Linked DNA regions of Mus musculus: region 2 is linked to region 1. A link is a loop called in an ENCODE intact Hi-C map of the cell type or tissue named here. Cell type or tissue: heart. All regions are shown on one strand. Links, peaks and the distances in the headings refer to the core of each region. The heading gives the core; the rest is flanking DNA.

Region 1 (11,773 bases), core at 2,359-10,358:
AAATCTGCCACTGTGAGTGGGTATTTGAAGAGATGTATATAAAACAGTTTTAAATGAATAGTAATAATAAGGGTTGATTGTTCATTATATGTTAGCAGCCTTACATATGTGAATTCAATTTAATTCTTATAACAACCCAATGTATGCCTAAATATATCCTACGTCTCCCATGCTTTCCTCTTGAGGCAATTTCAGGCTAGGTTGAGCAAATAACTAAAGAAAACTTACTTCATAGAAAATCGTAGAGTTGGAAGCTATGCCAACTCAGTCTGACCCTGGGCGTATTAATTTACCCATCCTCAGTTTGCATAAGCAAAAATACCTCGTGGTCATTTCCTCTCAACGAGGTTTACAGAAAACATCAACAAAGTCCTTTCATTTCCCAAAAGGTTTACCATGTGTGCTTCTTTCTGTCATATTAGCACCTTCTAAGTGGGCTCGACTCTAAACCTTCAAATACAGCTAAACACAATGTCAAGTGTAGAGGCACTCACCTTTATTCCTAGCACTCAGGAGACAGGCAGGTGCATCACTGATTTTGAGGGATTCTGGATCTATAGAGCAAATTCTAAGACAGCCAAGATCCTGACAGAGAAGACAGAGAAGCCCTGACAAGAAAAATTAATAATCAATAAACAAAAATCTAAATACAAAGTAATTTGTAGCCAATTGTGGAGGCCTATGCTTTCAATTCTAACTCAGAAAGACTAGGCAGGAAAATGCCCTAACTTGGAAGACTTCTTGTGCTACATACTGAAACATTGTCACTAAAATTTTCTTCTAGTTGGAGAAACTGCCAGAGTTAGAGGGCCAGGACACCTGATGCTAGACAGAGAAGCTGTATTCATGAAATCTAAATATTTGGCTGCCTAAAGAAGAGATGTACAAGGACAACACTAATTGTCATGCTAACATAGATAGAAGGAATTTCACAAGGACTCACCCATAGATAAATACCTATAGGTGATTAATGGATACTGGGAAATGTGGAATATGTCTTCTTCATGGGATATGCCTCTGATAGGTAATACATTCCTAGCAGTCACTCCTAAATACAAGGACCTGCAAACAACAATAAATATACTTAGCAGGCTCTTGCTATACAGATAGATGAGTGTGTTAATTATAATAGATGATAGATAGATAGATAGATAGATAGATAGATAGATAGATGATAGATATAGAGGGATGATAGAGAGGTGTGTGTGTGTGTGTGTGTGTGTGTGTGAGAGAGAGAGAGAGAGAGAGAGAGAGAGTGAATGAATCAAATAATAGCACTGTTATATGCTGGCTTCATTGTACAACCAAGTAGTCACTGAAATAATGATCCAGAATATATGAATTTCCTCTTAAGGTTATAATCACAGAGATAATCATTATATGGTAATGGAGAAATCATAATAGTTTTGATTTCTTTCTTTTGTGTCATTTAGAAAATCAACCTTTCTTCCTTGGCACCACAAGATTTTCTTAAGGAAGCCTGACTTTACTGTGTTTCATATGGATTTCTTTTTTCACATAATTATACAATTTTTATTTTAAAATTACATCAGGGGAGCTGGAGAGATGACTCAAAGGTTAATAAGTCTGGCTGCTTTTCCAGAGGCCCCATGTTCAATTCCCAGAGCCTACATAACTACTTACAAGTGTTTGCAACTCCAGTTCCAGGGGATCTGACATTTTCTGGCCCCTAAGGGTACGAGGAATACACATAGTTCACAAACATACATGTAAGCAATAAAAAATATACATAAATAAATCAAATTTAAAATAATTACACTAGGCAACTATTTTTGTTTGTAGCCTTAGTGCAAAGCCAGGCATTAAAGGATGTGGAAGTAGAGAGGATGCTGTCAGAGCTGAAGAAAGGGACTGGGGAGATGTTGGTCAAAGTACACAAACCTTCAGTTAGAAACACCAATGTCAAGAGACCTGTGAAAGATATCATTAGTATAATTAATAGAAATAGCTTGTATTATTGTCACATATATGTGTGTATACTGTGCTGCTTAACTTTATGCCAGCTTAACACAGACTAAAGTCATCTGAGAGGAGGGAACCTCAATTAGAAAAATGCCTCCAATACAATTCAGTCTGTACGAAAGCTTGTAGGTCATTTTCTTAATTAGTAATGGATGGGGAAGGGCCCAGCCCACTGTGCTTGGTGCTAGCCCTGGGATGGTAGTCCTGGGCTCTGTAGGAAAGCAAGCTGAACAAGCCATGGAGGCTTTTCCCATGTCTTAGCCTCCCCCAATGCTGAGACCCACTAGAGGGAAGTGTGTGCTTGCAAGGGCTAGCTTGTAACTGTCATGAAGTATGCCAGCATTCTAAGCGCATGTGTGTGAGTTGTTGTCTTCTAACCAGAAAGCTAGGACTGGAATTTCACTAGGTCTCTTCCCTCCTAACAAAAATAGGCCCTCTTTCCCCAGCATATCAATAAATGGGTTTAATGGATCAATCCATAAATTTGGCCAAAAGAAGGGCACCATCCATTGTTCCTGATGCATAACTCTTTAATAGCCTTGCCTTGTTATTCTTGTTATTCTCTGCTCCCAGGTAAACAACCCGAGGCTCTCACAGCTGTCACTGGGGAAGTTTTGATCAATGAACTCTGCAGTTGCAGATGCACTCTCTTTACCTCACCTTTCCCAAAACACCGGGGAAATGAGAGGTTTACAAAGAAGTCTAAAGAAAGATGCACTAATAACATTTAGTCATTTTACAAACGAAGTCTGTGTGTGTGCACATGTGCACAAAAGAAGAGAGAAGTACACATATGATATATACATATACATGTATAAGTACAGAACATTTTAAAACAAATGTAAGATGCATAAATGAGAATATGATACTAGGAATAATGCCAGGAAAGCTGCCTCAGAAAAGATGTTTCTCTGGATGTATCCGAACTTAACCACTCCCCCACGTGTATTCTCGTTACCCTCTATTCACATGAAGGGAAATGAACTGCTTTCCATTTTGATTCATTTTGCTCTTCCAATTAGGCAGATTTTTGCCTAATCTTGTAGGCACAGACTTCGATGACACTATTACCTTTGAAAAATACTAAGTTGATGGCCAGGAGAAGGGAAGGACAAAGCAGTATAACTTGCTCGTTGGACTGACCAGATCCCACGGCCAGTAGCTCGCTCAGGGTTTCCTCCATAGTATTGAACTTATGATCCTTAGGTTACAAGATACCAGTAATGCACTTGAGACATCTGATAACAATTCAGATGTAATTGTCATAGCAAGACAGTTGTAGACATAAGCACTCCTAGGTCTTAGATAACAAAAACCATCAGCTCTCAACAACTTTTACATTTTACAAGACCTTCCTTGAATGGTTGAATCAATTACCTAGCAAATAAAGTATGAAGTGTCAGCTCTCGTAGTTTTTCCAATGGAGATGTCAATAAAAGTAAATGGGATTTTATGGATAAAGATGCCCCCCCCCCGCATGTATCTAGAAACAAATCACCAAGTCAGTTAGAGAATTGTGTGGCCTCTTCATTTCAGAGTCCACTGGCATATCATATTATATCCTTATAGTATATATCTCAAATATTACATCATGAAAGACTCACTCATAAGCATACGAAATAGATTTATGATAACCACTTCCCTATAAATGCATCATGAAGTACAGGTATTGTGAAAATATGAAAATTATAGGCCCTGCAATGTACTAATACAATTTCTGTTTAGTGATAGATTAAGAAAAATATGGTTGAATAATTACTACCCAAGGTTGGGGAAATATAACCATATTTCACCAAGGTATAATACCTAGCAATTAGCCACTTGGAGCAAAGGATTGTTTGCTTTATAACTTCTGGCACATTTTTGTTTGTTTGTTTTTGGTTTTGTTTCGGGGGGCTTTTTGAGGGAAGGGGTGAGGGGGTGGCCTGAAAGAGCCCAAGTTTGCTGATGACCTGGTAAGTGTGTGGCTATATTCTTTGGGCCCCCACAAGATCTTAACACAGCTTCTGATTTCTCACATCTCACAGTTACTTTTGCTTACACATAAGCTAACGTTTTATCCTGGGCCTGGGTGGATGTCTATGCACAGTTTAAGGACTGCGATATGAAGATATCTATTACTCTCCACAATCAGCTAAAATCCTAAGAAAACCGGGTTGTTTCTTAGTTGTTAGTGACAAAGGAATTGTTTTAGGAGCCTAAAGGACTTTCTGGTGATAGTCAATTATCTAAAGTGGGAGAGAGGCAAGTGCTCAATAAATGTCCATTGACAAGAGTGGGGTAAAAAAAAAAAAAAGAAGACAAAGTCTTGACGTCAGTGGCTGAAAAAATAATTATGAAGTTTCCAGGGACGGACAGGAAGGAAGGAAGAGCTAGGAACATAGTCAGGCCATGCAAGGGTGTAGCTTCAGCTGGACATGGCCCTGCATGCCCTTAATCCAGGTTCGTGGGAGGGGAAGCCAGAAGATCTAAGAAGCAGAGGTCTGCATCAGCCATCTTGAGTCCAGTCGGGCTATATGACATGCTGGGTTAAGAATCAAAACCAAACAAAAGATCGTAGCAATAAGGGGAGGGAATTAAGAAGTCCCCTAATTCAGCACACATCTGTGGTCACCTGTAGACATCAGCGCACTGCTTCCTGAACCCCAGCTTGCGTTTCCAGAGACTGCTGTGTTTAGATGACCCTTAGGTAATTTTCCTGTAGTGAATTTTAAATTGCCTCACCATTTTTAAATGTGAGGCATCCTCACAATGCTATCTACCAGAGCAGAGTCCAACTCACTCTTAGAGCCTCTCAAACTCCCACTCACAGCCCAGGCACTTGGAGATTCTATTGCCACCGGTCTATGTAGAGGAACCCATTTGCACGTTTCTCACATGCTCCCGAAGGAGACTGAGAACCACACTTTGAAGGTCCAGATGGCACATGTGTAAAACTGATAGAAACTAGAGTCCTTTACTGGGAACGTTTAAAACTCATCATTACATCATGAGAGGCATTCATAGATTCAATTTAAAAAAAAAAAGTCATTAAGGTCAAATATGGAATGAGTATTTCTGATTCATTAACTTTAAATTAGGGATGTGTCTTGTAATGTTCAATTGGGTCCGTGATTCTTATGAATTGAAAAGGAAGCAAGGAAAAGATCTGGCTGAGGCTGTACCGGAAGTGATCACTGCTGGTGTGAGAAGTGATCCAGGCACCTTGGCAGAGGAAGGGCCTAAAGCCAAGACTTCAGGCAGCTCGTGAATCTGAGAAGGGAGGAGTCGGTAGGGCCTTGTTAACACCTCAGTTTCGAGCCAGTCAGAGCCATGGTAATTATAGCAGATACAATAAAGGATTAAAAGTGAATTTGCTTTCTTTTTACATTTGTGACAACGTGTATCAGAAACATTACAAGAGGAGTGTGTGCTCTCTGTAGTCCAGAAACCCCTTTGGTTTGCCTCTTTTGTTTCCAGCATGCTACTCTTTCTTGGTTCCATCTTTTACTTCACATTCTCCTCCTTTGGCTCCACTGCATAATCTCCAGGGTTTGCTTTCCCCCAATTACACACCCCAGTTAGGCATATTGGTTTTATTATTATTATTATTAAAGATTTTGAGTTGAGAATCCCTTTCCTAGCCCCTAAATATGTAATCAAAGTTGTTATATTGAAAAGGATTATTGCAGTTACGTGTTTAGGTAGTGGCAAGTTATCCAAAGTCACCTAGACTGTTGCACCTCATGAAGTATCAGCCTCAGTCAGAATATTATTACAGCCATGTAGACAGAGAATATACCCGTATATGGCATGTAACTGCACATAGTGTGGAACACTTTCTAGCATCCCATGGCATGTTACCCATATGTATCCAGTTAGGCATATCGTTCAATACACTTTTTTCAAGCGTTACCATTACTGGCAACCATCACTCTGTGACAGTGACCTCCAATGCTAAGAAAGCAAATGCCTGCAAAGCAGGAGTTACGCACCCTTGTAAGTTCCTTCACACATATAATCTGATTCATGGAAATGGAGGCAGAGAATGCATGTGCGAAGGGGACCTAGTTAGGAAGTTGAAAAGTCAGAGTTTGAGTCCAGATCACCATGCATCGAAGTCTGGGTGCTGAACCTCCACTTGCATTTAGCACTGAGGTATGTGGCTGCAAGTGTGGGTTTGATGGGTAACAGCACTTTCTGATTCTGAAAATACAGTAAGCCACCTTGGATCCAGTTGAATGCAGCCCCCCTAGAAATGTCCAAATCAGTGACAGTATCCACTCTGGGCAGGCAGATAACATGAGCAAAGAGGGTGAGCAATGTTGAGGGGCTGATCGACCCAGCTGCTGAGAAAAAAGCTCGTGGGAAAGAAGTGTTTCAAGCCATACTGTAAAGGGAGGTTGACAGAGTATGTGGAATGTGAACACAATTCAACAAACAGGTTTTGCTCTTAAGCCTTTCACTAATGGGGTTTCCAATACTGTTTTCTCTAAGAAAATTGATAGGGTTTGGGGATTTGGGGGTTTTTTTAGCGTTTTTGTTTTATTATTTTTTATAACACCAAAATTTCGAAGAATATCAGTCATTAGGCAGTAATGACCTGTCAGGCCTCTTGCACACGGTCTTCCGATACCTTACCACTAGATGGCACTAGAACCAAAAATCAGCATTCCTAAAAGCGTCATTGTTCTTATTGTAGGATACATATGCATATATGTGTATATATGTATACACACACACATATATGTATACACATATGTGCATATATGTGTCTGTGCATATATGCATAGATGTATGTATATAGATATAAACACATATATTCTTGTCAGCTGCTGATCGCTGATTTTTCTGGGATATTTTTCCTTTCTTTAACAATTTCCAGCTTACGAAGTGCATGCAATGTTGTAAGGAAAAGCTTTGAGAACTCTTAAGGAGCAGGGAATTCTGTAGAGAACACTGACCACCACCTGCAAGTTGATACATCTGAATTTATTTGACCCCGATGACTCCAATAAAAGGGGGACACTCTTCTAATTCACAAAACAGGGAGGCTTCTCAGGCGAGTGATTAAATTACCTCCTTAACACTTAACTCTGGTTAGAATGTGGAACGGGGAAGCTTGAACCAAATGATTGCCTAATTCCTCAGCAAAGTAATGTGAGCGTCTACAGCGTTGCCCTCCTTCCTTCCCCAAACCTTTGTTTTCCCTGTTTTTCCTACAGAAGACCTTCCTCTGAATATGTCTTAATTCATAATTTAACTACTCTTTTCTTAACGTCACTGTTCTTTGTCTTTGACAACGGGAAGAATGCAAGTTCACAATTTGTTGGAAAATTGGTGTTCTAATAAATCTACCCAGAAAATCATCCCTGGGCCCTGGTAAATGTCTAGCGACACAAGCGTCCATCAATCAAGATTCCTTTGTTAAATGTCTGAGACAGAACAAAGCTTCCAGAGGCCTCCCTCCAACTGCAGGTAAGAGGCAAATGGACGGGTCCTCCCGCTAAATCCTTCCAACCTGAGGAAATCTGAGGAGGAAAGCAGTCAATCAGCGTGTCACAAAAGGACCATTGTTTAAACACAAATAAACCTGTGTTTAAATACCATAGTTCCAATTTCCTCAATAATGAAGGAAAGAGAAAAGACATGTGTACTCTCCTTACTTGTATTTATTTGGAATTTTTTGTGTTTCCCTTTCTTCGAACCTGCCACTTTTCAAACAGGCAACAGGAAATGGAGGTTAATAGAATGACAGGCTTATAGATCCAGATAAATAATTAATGGCCCGGAGTAATTAGCTGGAAGATGTTTAATCATTAATTTGTGTGAGTCATCAAAAGCAGTGGAGCCTATCCACAAAAATATCGTACTAATGAGAAGTAGATATATTTTGTCAAGATGGAAATTAATATATGATGAGAATAAGTACTTTGAAAAATTAAAATGTGGGACAAATTTATTTGACCCACTTTCACTGGCTAAGGAAAAACTTGGTCTGCCTTTTACCTAATGAAATGAAACCTGTATAAATTCCGTGAATGTCTGCATTAGCAGGATGTAAACCTGGGTAGGAAAATAAAGCAGTTGGCTAGTTGTGTCTTTCTTTAAGGAAATCTTGGAGGAAAAATAAATTGTAAGAACTGAAATACGTCATTATTGAGGTATCTGAGGGACAAGCTTGATTCTTTAGAGGATTTAAGATAGAGAGCAAAGTCCTTTAACATCATGCTAACTTACAATGTACTGGGTGCGTCTATGTGCTGTTTTCAATACAAATTTATTGCGGGTCCTAAATTATGCTTTCACGGGAAGGTTTGTCTTTAAACTTTTAGGTCGGAATTGTCCCGATCTTTTCACACTGAATCAATCAGGTTTAAAGCTGGCCAAATCTTTGGCAGCCTTGTAAATCTTTCAAAAGATGTTATCCAATTACCCTTCACGGGCCACAGGATCCTACGCCATGACCGGTTCCTTCTCCGGGAGGAATTAAGTGCTCATGAGGGGTTAGAAAGCAATGGAGCTGAAAGGCGAGGCTCTGTCCTTTGCCTCAGCCCCACGTGCTGTAGCTGTGCCATCTCCAGCCTCCAACCGTCATAAGGTTGCCACAGAAAATCTGACCTAAACAGTGGCCCTCACATCGTCAAGGTCTCTGTTGTCTTAAATCAGATAAAAGGGGAACGCAGTGCACTAGAATGATTTCTGTAAAGTCTCAGCATGAAGATGTGTCCCAAACGGGACCCACCAGTGGTGCCGGAGGCCTTGCTCTTTGTGGTTCTCCAAAACGCAGAACCAGAATTTTAGGCAAGTCCAGAAATGCACAGGAGACTGAAATGGGGGGTGGGGGGGGGGGGGATAAATGTTCTTTCTCAGTCCAGATTTTGATCTAAAAAAATGATTTTTATTTTTTCCATTTAAAAACACATATTAATCTCTGGTACTTCCTCCTCTTCCAGCATCAAATACAAATAAACGGCTGAGGACCCGTTCAGTTTCTATAAAAGTCTGTTTCCTGCCACTTGGTTTCAAGGGGAAAGATTGTCTTGGGCAGAATCGTTTTCAAGTAATTTTTCAAGGCCAACTGTGAACATGTGTAGAAGGGTTCTTTCACAGAAGTTAGAAAGCACTGCTGGCCCCTCTAATGTAAAATGTGAAGCAGAGGTTATGGGATTCCAGTTGCACCTTTGACCTCGTGGCCTCTGGAGTCAGTCACTCATTGTGATCTTTAACCTTTGGCAAATCATGACCCTCTCTGTTTCCCTCGATTTTTTTTTTTTCTTTTTTACTACCTACAACAAAAGGAACCCCAGCAGAAGTCACGTAAATGTTTGAAGTATTTTGTTTGCTGATTCTCAAGCCCAGAAAAAGGAAACTTTTAAACAACAGAAAAGAGAAATCATTCAGGGGGACCTTTCAGGCTTTGGTCTTTTAAGGTCCATCCAGTAGATTGCAGGGAGTCTCGGCACTGCAGGGTAAGCACTTGACCACATGTGTCAAAACATTTTACTTTCTTCGATTTAAAATGTGTTGTAGCAAGAGGTAGGAAAGTTGGAAGTTTTTTTTTTCTTTTTAATCGCACTTTCAACACTTTACACCCCTGCCATTACCCCCCCCCCGCCCCCGCAAGCAGCAATCAATGTGTCCCAGCTGCGAGCCCACCAGCCCTCCATCAAACCAGGGGCTGGGCTGATTGTCTCCACGGAAATGCAGTGATCTTATCAGCGGTGAGTCAAAGGTGAATCTGTGCAAACACTGAAGTAAAGCAGAGTGCTGGGCCAGCTCCCTTCCAGACAGGGGAGGCAGCCAACTCCAGCAGTAAACAAGCTGGAAACCCTGAGTCCCCAGGAATGAATCAGATTTAATTCTAAGTCCTAAGTCTCATTTAGTCTTGTCTCCTTAGCACCCGCTGCTGGTTGGTGACAAGCAATTGAATTTTAAGTGCTCACCTTCTTTTATTAAGTTGACTTCCTCTTTGGTGATTTCATATGCATGTCCTATGTATTTAGATCAAATTCACTCCCCCCTCCCCAGTTCCATTTTCCCTACAGTCCCATACCAACCTCATGGCCTCCTCTTCTTAAAAAGGAGCTTATCTTCTTAAAACACAATTTAGACCTCTGTCATCTGCTATCAGTCCTCAGATCTCACACTGAAAAGAAAAAAATGAAAACTGACACTTGGCACAAGTAAGGCCTCAGACAGACAGACACAAAGACAGGCAGACACATACATAATACATAACATACAATAAAACTATTTTTTTAGACAAATGATAGGATTAAAAAGAAACACATTATTAAATGTCTAGGTCTAGAGAGACAGAGAGGGGAGGGGAGGGGTGGGGAAGAGGAAGGGGGGGAAGGAAGGGGAGGGGGAGGGATGGAAGAGAAGGGAGGAGAGAGAGGGAAAAGGAAGGAGGAGGAAGGAGTGGAGAGGAAGTAATGAGAGGGGGAGGAGAGGAGAGGAGAGGAGAGGAGAGGAGAGGAGAGGAGAGGAGAGGAGAGGAGAGGAGAGGAGAGGAGAGGAGAGGAGAGGAAAGGAGGGGAGAGGAGAGGAGAGGAGAGGAGAGGAGAGGAGAGGAGAGGAGAGGAGAGGAGAGGAGAGGAGAGGAGGGGAGGGGAGGGGAGGGGAGAGGAGAGGAGAGGAGAGGAGAGATTAACCAAAGTGTAGAGTCTGGGGTTGCTGAGGAAGGAGGACTAAGAGTTTACCTCAAAGAACAACACAGGCTGGCCTGACCACGCAGTGCTCCCAGAGACTAGACCACCAATGAAGGAGTGTACCTGGAGAGATCCATAGCTCCAGATACATGTGTAGCAGAGAATGGTCTTGTCTGACAGCAAGGGAGGGAAGGCCCTTGGTCCCCGGGAGGTTTGATCCCCCAGCATCGGGGGATGCTGGAGCGGTGGGGTGGGAGAGGGTGGGTGGGTGGAGGAGCACCCTCATACAGGCAAAGGGGGGGAAGTAGGGCAGATGTGGGAAGGAGAGTTGGTGTAGGGGTAACCAGGAAGTGGGATATCATTTGAGATGTAAACGAATGGAATGATTAATAAAAATAAAATAAAATAGGAAAAAAAAAAGAGTTTACCTCAGCCAAATCTACTGAGTAAGACCCTTCCTCACAATAATACATCTTACATATGCATACATTCATACGTCTTACATACACACATACATACCAGGATTACAGCAGAGACTAAAGTAAGTACCTTTTCAGCAGGATGAGCATAGCTAGACTCTTTTGAATCATAATAATCGAAAGCTTGTCCGCTTAAGTAATATCTGCCTGGTTACTTGTTACCCAGAGAGCATGAAGATGTTTATATATTCAAAAGTGGTTGTACAAGTTTGCACTCCCACCTGCAATGAGAAAGTGCTCCCGTGCTCCACATCCCCCTGCAATGAATGAAGAAGTGCTCCCCGTGCTCCATGTCCTCCCAGCATGTGCTCTCACTTGAATTTTTGATCTTAGCCATTGTGACAGATATAAGATGGAATCACAGAGTTGTTTTGATGCTTGAATCTCACTTGAAAGGGGAAATAGATAAAATAGATATTGGAGGTGGATGGGGGAGGGAACAGGGGAGAAGAGGGGTGGAGAAAAGAACTGGGGTGAGGATAGGTGTGGGGAAGTGGGCCAGGAGAAGGTGGAGAAAGGGATTGGAAATTGTATCTGTAGGAGGATCCACAGACCTAGAACAGGGGTGGCTCCTATGAGGAGTCTATGAGGGTGCCCCTAGCTGATACTCCCAGGAACCAGACATTTGGAGACTGAAGTAGACACCTTCTGTAGCCAAGTGGGACTTCTAAGTAG
Region 2 (11,773 bases), core at 1,456-9,455, 540 kb after region 1:
CTTCAGCCTTCCTGTGTCTCTATGAAAACTATGAATGCCTCATGGGCCCTCCCTGGTGTGTATATCCTCCATCCCCTAAAAGGCCTGTTTCATTCAATCTCCCTTCTCCATCCCACTGGATAAGTCTGCAGCTCTGACAGTTTATGCTGTCTTATCTTTTTATTCCCAGAGCCTATTAAAATGTTTAACAATATTTGTTGAAATGAAATGACCTCAGATTTGATAGGAGAAGCATCCTGATTTAATCGCTAACTGGATTTAATTACATTCATTTACAGTTTTTCACTGAAACTTAAATTATTAACATTTCCTGTCCTCGTGAGAGCACCTCCACAGAACTGTTTTAATTTCTGTTTCTCTCAATGAGTAAACAATGTATAACGTCAAAGCTCTTACACAGAAAACTTGGTGCTATTGATATTATATATGTATTTATCTTAAGCCCTGTCATACTATTTATCAGATTGGGTTATTAGAAACAAGGCAAAGATTAAAAATAACAAGCACGAAAAACACATTATAATGGTCCATTTGATTTTTCGGTAAATAGCTCTAGGTGCATTCCGTGTCAGTTTTCCATCCTTTCCTTATCAGAACTGAACTAATAGACATTTAGCATCTCCATTCTATGGTAAAGGCAGTTTCCAGGGCTGAAGCTATTTCTAGGGGCTAGAGGAAGCCTCCACTGTCAGTATAAGTGTTTGTTAGATGCTGTGAGATTATGCCTCATTTAAATAATTCTTTCTGTTCATCTTAAGAATTCTTAAAACTATGATCTTAGAGATCACTGATATTTTCAGATGTTAGTAGCTAATCTTTGAAATCTGTATAATCTTAGGAAAGCTATGGTCATGCATCTCTACAGATCACTAAAGATTGTCTCCATGTGGGTTGTGTGATAAAGGTTCTCTTCAGCTACTGGTTAAAAATCTATTGTGTTTACTTGAACACTGAAACTGACTTTTAACCAGATCCTCCATTTTACCCCTAAAATGCTTTAGGGAGTGCTCATTACAGGTATTTTGTGATATGTGCTGGGAAAAGTGAGTGGAATTAATGGATATTCATAGTTATCGAGTGATAACTCCACATTAAGCTAGAGCTGTGGTAGCTGATGGCATTTTCCTCAGCATTGGGGTAAAACCCTTTAAGATTTCAATGGAGTAGGTCCTGGAGACTGAAGTCCTAGGAACCTGCCTTGTGCATTTGCACGAGCTGCACTTGTCCCACGGAACTCCCTCTGAAGACAGAAGAGTAGACATAGGGACTGTTTACAAGTGGTCTGCACTCCTAGAGAGCATAAGCATACAGGAGACAAGCATCACTCTCTGAAGGATGCTCTTCCACCTCTGTGTTTTCCATCCTTGTCAGCATTTAATTAGCTTTCCACACACCGTTAAAATCATGATATTCACAGTGTGTATTGGGGATTGTTTATCAAATATCCTTGCCAGTGAGCATCTGCATAAATTCTACAGTTAAAAGAGGCAAAAGGGAGAAAGGAGAGAGGGAGCAAGAGGCAGAGGGAGTGTTGTATGATATTTGATCATACTGTGAACCTTGAGATTGTGTTGGCTACTGAAAAAAAACCTTATTTCTATTTGTGGTGTGGGTCAGCCCTTAGCGCACACCTTTAATCCTGGCTGGAATATGGACACACCCTTAAATCCAAAATATGAAGGTAAAATTAGTTGGCATTAGGTGCTCCAGGTTAGGGTGGTACCCCAGGGGGCCTTCCCCCTTCTCTAAGGAGGGGAGTGGGTAGTCGGGGAGGGATTTGTAGGGGTGGGACTAGGAGGGAGGGGGGCTGTGGTTGGGATGTAAAGTGAATAAAAAATATGGAAAATAAAATAAAGTAAAGTAAAAAAGTAAAAGAAAATGTTCCTGTAAGATCAGGCTGTAGGTGATTTTCTTACTTAGAGATTGATAAAGGACAAGTCAGCCCATTGTGGTACCAGACCTTGGCAAGTGCTCCTGGGTGGGCTCTGTCTGAGTAAGTCAGTAAGCAGAACTCCTCCATGACCTCTGCACCAACTCCTGTCTCCAGGTGCTGCTCTGTTCCTGTCTTGACTTCCTTTGATGAACTGTGATGCAGAAGTGTAAGCTAAAGACCTATTTCCTCCCCGGGTTGCTTTGGTTGTGTTCTTTCATCACAGTAACAGTGACACTAAGACAACAGTCTTCTGTTACATTCATTCATATCCTCGTTTTAAATGAAAACTGAAAACTCCATCTTCCTCAGCATGCCGAGGTAGCCCAGTATATTTGTTACTTTCCTATAGCTGTAGTTAAACAGCAAGACAAAGGCAACGCTAGAAAAAAAGACTTTCTTTGGGTATATAGTTCCAAGGGAGAAGCATCCATGATATGAGGAGTAGCACCTACTGATAGGAGCAGAAACAGAGTTCAGATCTTGGATTCCAAGAAGGAAGCAAAGAGAGTGAACTAGGGATGGCATGTGGTTTTTGACACCTCAAAGTTCCACCCTCAGCCCCAGTTATGTGCTTGGTCCTGCAAGACCATATCGCTGAGACCCCCACCCAAGCCAAACAGCACCACAAACTCAGAACCAAATGGTGTGAGCCTGTGGGGAACATGGTGAATCGTTGTTTGTTTGTTTGTTTTTCATTGTTGTGGTTTTTGTTTGTTTGTTCTTTGTGTTGCTTTTTGTTGTTTTTTTGGTTTTGGTTTTGTGGAGGGGTAGGGAAGATTTGACACAGAGCTTCTCTGTGTATCCCTGGCTGTTCTGGAAGAACTCACAGAGATCTACTTATCTCTCCCAAGTCCCAGGATGAAAGGCATAAGCCACCAGTGCCTGATGTGGAACATCCTGATTCAGTCACTGTGTCCACTCTTCTGAGATTTACCACCATTGCAATTATAGCATAAAGAGGGGGAAATGCCTACATTTAGCGAGGTTTTCAGTTGTTTGTTTATTCTTACCTGTTTGAAGTCCTTTGGTCAAGTCTCTCTCAACCTCCCTTTGTCTCCATCACTAAATGGTTTGTCTAGTAAGAGTCTTCAGCATCCTGTTGTCTTTTCTCAAATGATGCCCGCAATGGATATGCACATTTAGATGCCTCTCCTGACCTCAGCCTACAGCTCTATGTTCCCATTAGGACCACTTGCTCCTGGGTAAATGTTACTTCTCAGAAGGCAAGCATGGTCAAGGAGAATATCACATTTCTCCCCTAAATTCTCTCTTCTCTTAGTTTTCTCTCTGATCACGTGACACTCAGTGTGCCTTTATTTCTTCATATGAAAGATAGTAGAATTGGATGATTCGATTGTGTACTCAAGTCCTGGTGTCTCTGTTATTAGGTTATGTGGATCATCTACCTATGCTTAGTTCTCCTTAAGTGCCTTGAGTAAAGCTGTCAATCATCTCTCACCGACACACTCAAAATGTCCATCAGGACCAACTCTTTCCATGTCATCTATTAATGTCTTATATCAGTGTCCATACTTCTATGCATATAATATCCCAGTATCTGTCTGAAGCAGAGGCCTGCTTGTTCGTCTAACTACAGAGGTTTCCCCTGTATGTACTTCGAGGGTGCTGAGATCACAGTTCTGGGGAATCCAAACTTCTGTCCTTGTACTTTTTTGGCAAATATGTCCCCTCTGAGTTGGCTTTTAGCCTGGCCAGGGATATTTTAAAAATAAACAACCCTGTACTATCATCAGGCTCACAACTGTTCAATGACAACACAGGCTCACCCATTGCCAGAACACAGGGGGAATGGTTCCTGTTTCCATTCTCTGCAACTGACGCTCCTTCCTGAAGCTTACTTACCACGTTGCTTCTTAGCCACCCAGGGCATAGTTTAAGTCTGCTTTTAAAATAGTTCGTTCTTGATTGCCTAGATGACAGTCCCCCATACCCCACCAACTTACCAATGATCCCTTTTAAATGAGTGACTTTGTTTTATTCACTTTCCTATTGTGGATATAAAACAGCATGGTAGAAGCAGGTTATAGGAAGCCAGGTTTATTTGGATCTACAGTTCCAGAAGGACAGGAGTTTTGAAGCATGGCAGCAGTCAGGCCTGGTGACTGAAGCAGCAAACTGAGAATTCACCCACAAACAGGAAGCAGTAGGTTTAGGGGATGCTCACAATAATGTGCAGTCTTTAATCTCTCAGATGCTGCTTCTGTTAAGGGGGTACCTCCTTAAATATCTGAGTATTCATATATCTGAGTCTATGGGGACATTCTCACTCAAAACACCACAAAGTTTAGATATTTTGTGGTACTGCAGGGCTTTTAACCCTAGCACTTCAAAGGCAGTGGTGGGGATTTCATTGACTCTGAACCCAGCCTGCTTTATAGAGAGAGTTCCAGGTCAGCCAGGGGTATCTAGAAAGAGGTTACCTCAAAAATCAGAGCGGGGTGGGTTAAGTACAGTTCTTGCTTCCCTCATGAGAACACAGGTTCTGAAGGTTTGTTGCTCCATTCTCATCTCTTAGAAAAATAACTCATGAATAATAGGTACTCACTTTTTGATCAACACTGTGCTTTGTGTAGTGATACAAGAACGAAAAATTTTGAAATTGTTTGTCAATCCTGGGGACTCACTAGATGGATGTGTGCCTTTAACAGCAACAGAGAGATCCATGATGAAAGGAGAAAGGGAGGGAGGGGAAGGGAGGAAGGGAGGGAGGGAGGGAGGGAGGAAGGAAGAAAGGAAGGAGACAAGTGAGGAAGGCAGACCGGAAGGGAGGGCAGGATAGAGGAGCAGGGAGAACTGTAAATGCTGGTTCGTTTTGTTTTCTGTAGCAGGTAAGATAACTTAGGAGATCTCGCTAGCCCATGATCAAGCGCTCATGCGTCCCTTCTCCCTGAGCGCATAGGCTTTAAGGTGCTTTTGGATCTTTGTGAAGATTTCATGTATCGGCTCACGTTTTACTCTAGCGGACAAGCTGAATATCCCTTAAAGAGTCTTAAGGTGTATGATATTAAACAGACTCTTATGTAAGTGTGATTAATGTCAAGGAGGACTGACATGCAGAAGCTCCCTCTGGTGGCTGAATGTATACACATCGGAAAAAGAACCAAGCCAGCACCCGCAGTCCTTCTTCCTCACACAGCTTTCACATCGGAAAAGAACCAAGCAAGCACCTGTGGGCAGGGCCACACAGTCCTTCTTCCTCACACAGCTCACTTGTGCCCTATCGTTTACGAACTGGCCATCTGTGATATCTAGAATTGTCTTATGGATAAAATACATGTAAGGGATGGGTTTTATAGGTTATCAATGACATTTGATGTCTGCATAAATGTCACTGCTATATTCTTCACAACTTTTAAAGCATTGCTTTGGTTTTTCCCTCTAAGCTTTTTCTGTACTGAGCTGTGTTTATTTGCACTTTGAACATGTGTGAATATTGTCTACATTATTTGCCCAGTATTAATAACATCATTTTAGGGCAGGATTTCCTAGTATTGATGAAACTGCCAAACTCTCTTTCCAGTCATATTTTGGGGGACAGGAGGCGTTTATTATAATTTTTTACCTTTCTTCCTCTACTAGATTTTTCTTTCTGAACTTTATACTTTCCACGTTTTGTAATTTCATTTTGCTTTCAGCTCTAAATAGGTGAGTCTTTTCAACAACTTCCTTTAAAAAAATCAAAACAACAACAACAAAATACCCTCTAACCCACCATTTAAAGCTGCTCTTTAGAAATTTCCTCAAATATAATAAACATTTAAAAGAAAACAAGTCTCTTCTAGAGGCGATTCCAGAAAAATAAACTTGCTCTGTCTTCTCGTACTCTATTTGCTATTTGCCCTGGTTACCATGGCAAAGATGCTGGCAGTTCTTGTGCAGGACATCCACCTATAGCCAGCTCCTACTCATTGTAGCTATGGGCATCTCTAGTCAGCTCCTATTTAATGCAACATGGAGGGACCTTTTTTCTTCCCCTTGCTCTCATTTTTTTCATGGGCCCTTTCTGACTGTCAATAGAGAGGGAACCAGCCAAATATGTTCACGTAGAGGCTATAATATTTCCATCCTTTGGTACATTAACCTTTAGCACATCACTGTAGTCCACAAAAGGGAACTTAATTACAATGAAGCTGACATTTAGCTGCCACCTCTACAGCCTTTTTCTCAAGTTCTGGTCCAAGTAACATTGGTTTTACAGAATGAAGCTAGGATCATGGATGTATCTCTGTCTGGACAAGATAGTCTTACTCTGGTGGGTTTTGCCCTTAAGAAGTTTTTAAAATCACAAGGGCATGAGAAAATAAACTCCCTTTTTTTCTTAGCAGTGAAAAGTCACCTATCGGTCCCCTCCCAGGAATCTGAAACTAGTTTTTCACACAATGGAGCATACTACATGATAAAAACACTGTACTGATTCATATTTCCTTATCATTCCCATGAATATTAGACTCATTTCTCATATAATCTCTCATAAGCTAAAACAGCAGCTTTCAGCATGCAAGGTGCTGTGAGTCATGGGCCACAGAACTCTCTTATCTGTTAGGGTAAATTATTTAATAATCACACATAGAACACCCATGATTTTTATTCCAATTTTTTAATATTCTTAAAAGGTTGCTGTTCATTTTGTACAATCTTTTCCTCATGCACACAAACCTGTGGTTTGCTTGCATATTTGTGTGTAGACATGCACATTTGTGCAGGTGGACAGGCATCTATATATGTGGAGTCTTGGTGCTGATGTTGGGGGTCTCCCCTAATTACTATTCATCCTATTAATGGAATCAGGATATTTCAGTGGGACCCAGACCGTGCCTGGCTTCTCTACTTAGCAGGCTGGCCCTGGAGATTCATGTCTGTGCATCTTGTGCACTGGCAACACAGGATGTCAGCCCTGTCCAGTTGACATGTATGTGGGTTCAGAAGATCAAGATTCTGGTCCCCATGCATGTATGGCAAGCGCTTTAACCATTGACCTGTCTTCTAAGTCCTTGATTTGTACTATTATTACTATGCTTCTTAAGACTGCCATTGCTAGAGAACCAGATGCCTGGTAGTAGGTGTGAAATGAAAACAGTTAAAGGTGTTCTTTGCACCTTTCAGTAGAAATCTTTGGTCTGGTGACTTGAAGAAGAGCAAGTGTGCAGGCAGATGGAGGAGCTTGGTGGCTGATGGTGTGTGCAGTTCCACGATTAAATTGAGAATGGGAAAGTCAGCGAACTTATAAGCAGTTGTTGCAGCAAATACTTGATTGGAGTGGGAGAAGTGATATGGCTTAGGAGTGAGGAGGAGAGTCATTTCAAGGTGAGATGGGAACTTGAAAATCAGCGGGAAGCCAGAGATGGAACTTAAAGCCAGAGTTGACAAGCATTACAGAAGAAAACATTTTTTTTTTCAAGATACTTCAAAATGATTGCAGGGGAGAAGAGTCGAGACCAGGGAGGAAGAAAACGAGGAAATTGCAGTATACGGCAAAGATGAAAATCTGTCAACAGACGTGGGAAGTTTTTTTTTTTTCAATAGGAAGAAGTCCTAAGTATTGAAATGTACTATCCAAGTTGGCTCACCTCAGGGGAGCAAGGGTGGCAGCTTAAGACCCTGCTACCAGATGGTTTTCTACTCCCTTTCAATAAAATGTGAAGAAAAGATCCCAATAGAAAATCAAGAAACAGGGTCTTGGGAATTCACTTGCTGTTACTGAAGTATTCTGTGCTTCTGTGTCCACTGAAGCTATTCTCTAAGTTTTTAGCGAATCCTTTTTCTTTCTGTAGCTGCAACCAATGCAAACATAATGAGTACAAAAGTCATGTGAGACTGATGGTTTTCAACTCCTTATATTCCAGTTCAGTAGAAGATATGGCTTTTTCCTCTAACAAAGGGATGTTGAGATAGTTTGAGATAGTATTTCTCTCCACTCAAAAGTTCAAAGTACTTTGCCCCTCTCCTCGAATTTAGGAAAGAGAAAACTAAGATTCATAGTAGCTTTGAGTTTCATTTTGCCTCAAGCCCCTGTGGCCAGCCACAATGGATCATGTTTATTTTGAAAACATCCCATAATACCTCCAGACATACCCACCATCAATTCACATCATCTTCTCTTGGTTCCTGGTACTGGTGGTTGTTGACAACAAATCTTCCTTTTTCTTTCTATTTTAGCACCTAGCTAATATAATTTATACCTCACTATCACTATTTTTTTAGCCCCAGGGACTAAAGTTCATTTTGAACTTTTTAATACCTTGGTCTTTTCACTTGAAATATCCTTTCCTAAGCCCAGTTCATTTTACTTTTGTTTACAACCTATGAACACCATCTTGGGATTACTAGCAGTTTTTAACTATATTTTTACATTCAGTAGACAGTTTTCTCTTTAGTTAAACTTATACAATGTTGTCTGGTGCATTTGTAAAATTACCACTTCTGGATCTTACTGTTCAACTTGGCAAACAGCAGGAGCTTCTGTCTAATAAACACATTCTTAGCCTTGAAGACCTCCCATAACATATGTGTCTAGCCTCCTCTTCCAGCATGGTTTTCTTGTGTGGTTTTCTGTCCAAACTCTTCTTTCCTAGGAAAAACAAAATGATAGCCACATTCTGCATCAGACCCATGTCGTCTTACATCTCCCTCTCTTAGGGTTTGTCTTTCTCCTTAGCACTATCCTTTGCTCTGAGGTGATTATCAAATGAGGTTACATTATCTAATTCTGCTATGGCAATAAAATAAAATCCTTTTCCGGCTTCTGCTCCTGACTCTGGATCCTAATGTTTCTCTGCAGACCTGTTCTTCCTCTTCTCCACATTATGGCCGTTATTCTGCTTGCAATGATGTGAAAATATCAACTTCCTGCCTGGCAGTTTTGCCTTACAAGTTTTTTTCTTGGTGTCTATATCATATGGCGTCCCCTGCCCCACACCAGGGGGAATGCTATACAGTATTCTATGTGTTTTCGTGCAGAATGTATTCATATAGAAGAGATATATGGTTAGTTGTTGTATTCCTCTTGGTAATTTATACTCTTCTGAAATGTTTATGTTTGCTTTTTCTGTCTTTCAAATTCTCAGTTCATCCTTTGACTCGCCATTCAGATTCCTGAAGCACTCCCGCCAACATCTCAAGTACAATTGAACTGCCCAGTTTCTGTCCAACTGCAAGTATGCTCTTGGCTTTAATGCTGTCTTCCTTCTGCTACAGTCATGAAAAACTGCAGTGGCTGCTTTACACAGAATTTAATTCGATCGTGTGCGTGGATGTATCTCCAGCAGTTGACATAATGATACTCAATAAATGTTTGCTTATGAGTTGGCTTCATAGAAACACATCTCATCATACCCTTCCCTAACAGATGCTCAAAGTTTCATACTTGGCAGCTGAATGCGTTTTGGGAGTAATCTCATGTTTCTCACTTTCCGTCTTCCTCCAACCCAAGAAGATACCCAGACACACCCAGAAGACACCATCATTCCTGGACCTCCGGTTTATTTATTTATTTATTTTTTTTAAAGAAACACAATTTGCCTTTGGTTTATGTGGAAGATCTCATTCTGCTCTAACTTGTAAGCTCTGTTAAGGCAAAGGTCACTTACTCTTTCTCTCTCCTAAAGTTCATCACAGGAGCTTCACAAATGTTAGAAGTAAAATAAACATGAACAGGAGGAGGAAATATTTGCATAATTATTTTAATATCCCAATATGGAACAATCAAAGAAAAGGAGAATTTATATCTTTGGCATATGTTTATATTTTCACCTTATGTGTGAGACCATCAAGTTCAAAGAGCTATCATCCTATACTTAAGGTCTCAGAACTAATAAGAAAAGTTAGACCAGAAATAAAGCCTCCTGATTCTGGCATAGGACTTTTGTGTATGTTTCAAACATGCTGCTTCCTCTTGAATTGCATATTATCATGATACATTAGATGCTAAGTCGATTTTTCAGTGATAATTATGTAAACTATATAAGTTTTCATTGCTAGAAGAATATCTAAAGAGCAATTACGTACATTTTTTTTGTTTTGTTTGTTTTGTTTTTGAGACAAATTATCTCTGTGTAACCCTGGCTGTCCTAGAACTCACTCTGTAGCCTAGGCTGGCCTAATACTTAGAGATTTGCCTACTTTTGCCTCTCTAGTCCTGTGATTGAAGGCATGCACCACCACTGCTCCCTGTAGTCAATTTGTTTTTCATTGTTTTGAAGACTATACCATCCTTGTAATTATATCAGTGTAATAAAGAAGATATAGAGGAAATATAAAATGAGACTGTATAGTATTATACAATATTACATGTACTCTTTCTCAAGAAGACATGACGGTACAAGCCTCTTATCCTAGTTAGTTGGAAGCTTGAGGCAGGAGAATAGTGAGTTCAAGGGCAGCTGGGATAACTTGGGACCTTGCCTCAAAATGACAGTACAGTCAGGCTGCAGATATCAACTCATAACAAAGTGCTTGCCTAGCATGTGTGCGGCCCTAACTTCCCTCTGTGAATTGCAAACAAAGAAATGACAGACTCACTGTCCTTTCTCAGAAGATATTTACTTTTATCCTTAGGACTCATTCAAATTTTAGTGCATACTCAGCAACAATTTATATTATCTTACCTGAATGTAAAACACGATGGATATCTATTTTGGGTTAGCAATCCTTTATATACACACAATTTAGTTTTTACTTTAATTCTTGATTTTTGGATAGTTTTTCCATGTGTATTGTAGCCTGTATCAATGTGCATGAAACTGGTTTATCACTCTTGGCAATGAATTCAAATACATTGATTCTCATTGTTAAAAACCCACAAGGATTATAGGTATTGAAACTTAATTTTGAAGTGTAGAGGCAAACATAACATTGTTTCATGGCCTCAGGAAAGCCAAAGCAGGTCTGTAACTGCCTTCTGATGTTTTCTGCTTGAAAGGTGAATACGATTTGTGGCCATCCAGTGAGAACACCAACACAGAGCCCCCGCTGTACTTTTGACCCAAGCAAAGAGAAACATGGAATGAAGATCTCTGCAAGGAATGGTGAAGAGACACTTGCCAACAGAAGAAAGTAAGACATTTGTTTTACAACCAGAAAGAGAAAAGAAAGTAAGCCATTAATTCTACAAGAGAATAGAATGTGTTCATTAAACAGGCCCAAATATAGTATGAAATGGAAAACAAAAAACAGAAAACAAAATCCATTTTCCTTTATTTAAATATGTAGTGGCTCATGGGCTGGAGAGATGGTTCAATGTTCAGGGCACTTGCTGTTCTTGTAGAGGACCTGAATTTGGTTTGGTTCACTTGATGTAGTTGTCTCCAAAGCTTACTGCCTCCATCTGCTAACCTAGTCCTAGTCCTGGAAGCTTCTACCCTCCATACTATCTAATCTAGGCCTAGAATGTTTTTAACCTCTGAGTCCTGCTGTTGAAAAAGCTCACCACTTCCTAGTTCTTCCTGAACTCTGGTTGGCTGATTCAACTCAGCTGTTCTGGCTCAAATTCCTCTAATACCAAACTGATTCAATCTGGCTTGTCTCTCAGCCTTGACTGAATTGCCCCATTTGTTCTCAGACTAACTCTGGCAATCTGTTCTAATCTTCTGGCTCCTTCTCATTCTCTTTCTCCTTCTGTCTTCGCCTGTGTCTAGCTTGTTCTCTTTTTGCAATCTCTCTGTACACCTGTCCGGCTAAAACTGCCTTGTTCTCTCTTCTTCTTTCTTTTCTCTTCTTTTCTCTTCTTCTCTCTTCTTTTCTCTTTCTCTTTCTCTTTCTTTCTCTTTCTCTCTCTCTCTCTCTCTTCTCTTCTCTTCTCTTCTCTTCTCTTCTCTTCTCTTC

What was found. Peaks named below come from ENCODE experiments on the same cell type or tissue, not always from the same donor. Only the 100,000 strongest peaks of a DNase experiment are listed, where the experiment ranks them.
Region 2: it touches region 1 in a loop (3-fold over the local background); 2 of 42 quality-filtered maps call a loop at or near these places.

The regions. Positions count from the first base shown.
Region 1 is chr14:114,848,189-114,859,961 of GRCm38, forward strand. 4930524C18Rik (RIKEN cDNA 4930524C18 gene) reads left to right here. Exons shown (of 6, transcript NR_045661.1): 4 at 6,848-7,440; 5 at 9,264-9,434. Among named protein-coding and RNA genes, the nearest start is that of Gm41244, 8.0 kb to the left of the region's middle. In heart, for the core only: a CTCF peak has its summit at 6,603 (motif pointing right); no DNase peak of the experiment used is centred there; H3K27ac peaks cover 1,714 bases.
Region 2 is chr14:115,388,275-115,400,047 of GRCm38, forward strand. Gpc5 (glypican 5) reads left to right here. Exons shown (of 8, transcript NM_175500.4): 4 at 10,872-11,005. 4930505G20Rik (RIKEN cDNA 4930505G20 gene) reads right to left here. Exons shown (of 4, transcript NR_045761.1): 4 at 8,277-8,522. Among named protein-coding and RNA genes, the nearest start is that of 4930505G20Rik, 15 kb to the right of the region's middle. In heart, for the core only: a CTCF peak has its summit at 5,014 (motif pointing left); no DNase peak of the experiment used is centred there.